2 separate regions of the Homo sapiens genome follow, and region 2 is linked to region 1. Evidence: read pairs that join two places in POLR2A ChIA-PET (ENCODE). Cell type or tissue: PC-9. All regions are shown on one strand.

The links. ChIA-PET counts read pairs that join two places held together with the same protein. Peaks named below come from ENCODE experiments on the same cell type or tissue, not always from the same donor. Only the 100,000 strongest peaks of a DNase experiment are listed, where the experiment ranks them.
Region 2: POLR2A ChIA-PET joins it to region 1 with 29 read pairs; 4 of 35 experiments call an interaction of 5 or more read pairs at or near these places.

Annotation. Positions count from the first base shown.
Region 1 is chr11:118,734,362-118,736,861 of GRCh38, forward strand. No RefSeq gene overlaps it. Among named protein-coding and RNA genes, the nearest start is that of DDX6, 56 kb to the right of the region's middle. RefSeq lists a silencer at 439-733. In PC-9, no CTCF peak of the experiment used is centred here; a DNase peak (open chromatin) is centred at 1,050.
Region 2 is chr11:118,979,871-118,982,370 of GRCh38, forward strand. FOXR1 (forkhead box R1) reads left to right here. Exons shown (of 6, transcript NM_181721.3): 5 at 620-858; 6 at 1,338-1,417. The coding sequence ends at 1,366. Among named protein-coding and RNA genes, the nearest start is that of FOXR1, 9.4 kb to the left of the region's middle. RefSeq lists enhancers at 271-789, 790-1,307. In PC-9, no CTCF peak of the experiment used is centred here; no DNase peak of the experiment used is centred here.

The DNA.
Region 1 (2,500 bases):
AAGAGATCGGTGATAGCCAGGATAGCAGTTGGAGATGACAAGAGGGATGTTGGAACGGGGCTGTCTAATTTCAGCAGGAATCATGGAGATGCTGAGTGGGAAAGGCCAGGAGCTTCGCCATCAGAAACAGGTTTCAGTAAAGAAGCTGGCTAAAACCCACCAAAACCAAGAAGGTGATGAACATGACCTCTGGTCGTCCTCACTGTAATTATACGCTAATTATAATGCATTAACATTCTAAAAGACACCCTCACCAGCACCTTGACAGTTTACAAACGTCATGGCAACATCAGGAAGTTACCTTGTATGATCTAAAAGGGGAAAAGTCCTCAGTTTTGGGAATTGCCCACCCCTTTCCCAGAAAACTCATGTATAATGTACTCCTTGTTTAGCATATAATCAAGAAGTAACAATAAGTATAAACAGCTGAGCACCCCATGCCGCTGCTCTGCTGCTCTGCCTATGGCGTAGCCATTCATTTATTCCTTTCTTTTTTTTTTTTTTTTTTTTTTGAGACGGAGTCTCACTCTGTCGCCCAGGCTAGAGTGCTGTGGCACGATCTCGGCTCACTGCAAGCTCCGCCTCCCGAGTTCATGCCATTCTCCTGCTCAGTCTCGAGTAGCTGGGACTACAGGCGCCTGCCACCGTGCCCAGCTAAGTTTTTGTATTTTTAGTAGAGACAGGGTTTCACCGTGGTCTCGATCTCCTGACCTCGTGATCCGCCCGCCTGGGTCTCGGAAAGTGTTGGGATTACAGGCGTGAGCCACCGCGCCCAGCCCTCCTTTACTTTCTTAATAAATTTGCTTTCACTTTATGGATTTGCCTTGAATTCTTTCTTGTGCAAAATCCAAGGACCTTCTCTTGGGGTCTGGATTGGGACCCCTTTCCGGTAACAGCAGGTTGAGTATAATGAAGCCATTCCACCAAACCCATTTTCTGAAGTCTTAGGAATCCTTTCCTGACAACCTTATACCAGGGAAGATCTGGCATTACTTTTGAGGCAGGCTTTTGCTGTGTCACCTAGGCTGGAGTACAGTGGTGCAATCATGGCTCACTGCAGTCTTGACTTCCAGGCTCAGGTAACTGTCTCACCTCACCCTCCTGAGTAGCTAGGACTACAGGCATGCACCACCATGCCCAGCTAATTCTTTCTTTTTTTTTTTTTTTTTGAGGAAAAAAAAAAAAAAGTCTTGCTCTGTTGCCAGGCTGGAGTGCAGTGGCACAATCGCAGCTCACTGAAACCTCTGCCTCCCAGGTTCAAGTGATTCTCCTGCCTCAGCCTCCTGAGTAGCTGGGACTACAGGCGCCTGCCACCATGTCCAGCTAATTTTTTGTATTTTTAGTAGAGATGGGGTTTCACCATGTTGGGCAGTATGGTCTCAATCTCTTGACCTCATGATCCACCCACCTCGGCCTCCCAAAGTGCTGGGATTACAGGCGTGAGCCACTGCGCCTGGCCTTTTATTTTGAGATGAAGTCTCGCTCTGTTGCCCAGGCTGGAGTGCAGTGGCACGATTTCGGCTCAATGCAACCTCTGCCTCCTGGGTTCAAGCAATTCTCTTCCCTCAGCCTCCTGAGTAGCCCAGGCATACACCACCATGCCTGGCTAATTTTTGTATTTTTAGCAGAGACGGGGTTTCACCATGTTGGTCAGGCTAGTCTTGAACTCCTGACCTACTGATCCCACCCCACCCTTGGCCTCCCAAAGTGCTGGGATTACAGGCATGAGCCACTGCACCCGACCGGTTTTTTTTGTTTTTTTTTTTTGTATGGTTTATACACCAAAGAGGTAGAAGGTTTTGCTAATCTGTATTAGCAAAGCCTGGAGTGAAACATGTGGGAGTGAATTCTCAGTGTGTTGGATGAAAGGTGATGGAATATAAGACTTGATGGGGCCAAATTCAATAACATCGGTGCAGTCACCTGCGATTCAGAATTTAATGTTTTTTTTTTTATTTGTTTTTGTTGTTGTTGAGACAAAGTTTCACTATTGTCGTCCAGGTTGGAGTGCAATGGTGCCATCTCGGCTCACTGCAACTCTGCCTCCTGGGTTCAAGTGATTCTCCTGCCTCAGCCTTCCGAGTAGCTGGGATTACAGGCGCCCGCCACCACACCTGGCTAATTTTTGTATTTTTAGTAGAGACAGGGTTTTGCTGTGTTGGCCAGACTGGTCTTGAACTACTGACCTCAGGTGATCCACCTGCCTCAGCCTCCCAAAGGGCTGGGATTACAGGTGTGAGCCACCACGCCTGGCCAGAATTTAATGTTTTGACTGAAGCACCTGAGGCTGGTCTCTTTTTATTTTATTTTATTTATTTATTTTTTTAAGATGGAGTCTCACTCTTTCGCCCTTGCTGGAGTGCAGTGGTTCAGTCTTGCCTTACTCCAAACCTCCGCCTACCTAGGGTTCAAGTGATTCTCCTGCCTCAGCCTCCCGAGTAGCTGGGATTACAGGCATGCACCACCATGCCTGGCTAATTTTTGTATTTTTAGTAGAGAT
Region 2 (2,500 bases), 250 kb after region 1:
TTTTTAACAAGTTTTCAGTGTTCTTTGGGTATAGTTCTCCTTTAAAACATACATTCACTTGGGTCAGGTAACAGTTTCCCCACCATCCTCTGAAGATCAGCCAGTCTAAAGTCAGGTTTCCCCAACGGTTCCCACCTGCTTCTGCTAGGACTGGACTGCCTGGCACAGCTCCCTGCACCCCCAGGGGTGCAGAGAACCCAGTTGAGAAGGATTTTCCATTTAGCTCAGATAGTCCTGCTCACAGGAGGGTGAGGAAGGGAGTTTCTTGGGCCCTTTCCCAGTGTTAGGAGAAGTGCCTAATGTCTCAGGACAGGAATTTTCAAGTGGTGTCCGTCCTCAACCAAGATTCCTCTTACAGGAGCTGCTTGGCCTGATTCTGCTTTGTTCATGCTGTGGTCCAAGCCCTGGGCCCTCAGAGGGAGGGAGGGTTCAGGTGAGCCACGCACCACGTGGATGCTTTGCCACGTGCTCAGTTAGCAAAGAGCAACTCCAGGCCAACTTGCTACTATCCCCCTGGAGAGAAGGGCTAAAGCCCCTGGCCCCTGGGTAGAACATGCCCCAGAGAAGGGCATTCCCCAGACATAACATGCCTTTCCTTACCTCTCCTCCCTGTCCATAGAAAGCACTTCCCCTTTTTCCGGACGGCCCCGGAAGGCTGGAAGAATACTGTCCGTCACAATCTCTGTTTTCGAGACAGCTTTGAGAAAGTGCCTGTCAGCATGCAGGGCGGGGCCAGCACACGGCCTCGATCTTGCCTCTGGAAGTTGACCGAGGAGGGACACCGCCGCTTTGCGGAGGAGGCCCGCGCCTTGGCTTCCACTCGGCTAGAAAGTATCCAACAGTGCATGAGCCAGCCAGGTGTGAAGACTTGTTGTGCGTGGGCCCAAGGGGAAGAGACCTGAGGATCCTGACCCAAGGCCAAGTGTGGAAGCCTGGGTCACACCGTGGGGGTGGGGGAATGCATCTTCTATAGGAAACAGGGAGATTAACAGTGATCTGAGACCCTCAGGTGATGCCTGCCTGAGGTGAGACCTCCCCCACCAGTGTGGGGCGTGATGTGCCAGGAATCCATGGGCAAACAACTAAGGGGCAACTGGCCTTACCAAGACCAGCAGTCTAGGCAATAGTGAGCACACAACATGAGAAGCACAGTTAATAGAGGTTATGTACAAAGAGTACTTCTACTTTCCCTGGAGCAGTGCAGGGAGGCTTCAGAGAAGAGGCAGCATTTGAGCCTTGAGTGAAAGAAGCAGATGACCTGCTATGAGAGAGCATCCCAGGCCTAGGAAACAGCAATTGTGAAGTATAAACTCCTGAACTCTCTCCTTTTCTTACAGATGTGATGCCCTTCCTCTTTGATCTTTAACCCCAAGAAGCAACAGCCAGCTAATGCTTTATTAAAATTACCCTCACTAGCCTTCTGTGTGTGTCTGTGGAGGTGGGGTCTCTAAGGATGGGGTTAAGGGTGGAGGTGGAGATCAACTCCAAGGTTGGAGATGGAATGCCTTCAGCTTACAGATGCTCCTGAGGCAATGGGGCAGGTGCCTGCCGTGCAGCAAAGGGAGTCCGTAATTTTCTTTCCTCAAAGGAGGAAAATGCACAGCCTTCTAAAGCATCTTGGAGCAATTTCCATTTTTCTGGATTATGAAGATAATCTTGGCTGGATGCAGTGGCTCACACCTGTAATCCAGCACTTTGGGAGGCTGAGGCAGGAGGATCCCTTGAGCACAGGAGGTCAAGGCTGCAGTCGGCCATGATCACACCACTGCACTTTAGCCTGGGCAACAGCAAGACTCCATCTGTAAAAATTATTCTGGGAGATGCCCGTTTGTAGCAGCCAATTCTGTAAGCACCACACATTCATTCAATTGATACTCCTTAAGTGGCTACTGTGTACCAAGCTCAGGATAGAATACAGGTGCCAGGGAGAACTGCGCTGCATTCTCTTAGCTGCAATAGCGTTGAGGGCATTTGCTAAGGGAGCATAGAAAGGTGCTTTGGGGAGGCGCCATGTTTTGTTTTGTTTTGTTTTGTTTTTAAAGCTTACAGATGACTTTTTTGTGTGTGTGTGACAGTTTCACTCTTGCTGCCCAGGCTGGAATGCAATGGTGCAATCTCGGCCTACCGCAACCTTCACCTCCTGGGTTTAAGCGATTCTCCTGCCTCAGCCTCCCAAGTGGCTGGGATTACAGGCATGCACCACAAAGCCCAGCTAATTTTGTGTATTTTTTAGTAGAGACGGGGTTTCTCCATGTTGGTCAGGCTGATCTCGAATTTTCGACCTCAGGTGATCCACCTGCCTTGGCCTCCCAAAGTGCTGGGATTACAGGTGTGAGCCACCACACCCAGCAGGTGACTTTTTTTTTTTGAGACGGAGTCTCACCCTGTTGCCCAGGCTGGAGTGCAGTGGCACAATCTTGGCTCACTGCAACCTCCGCCTCCCAGGTTCAAGCGATCTTCCTGCCTCAGCTTCCCTAGTAGCTGGGATTACAGGCATGCA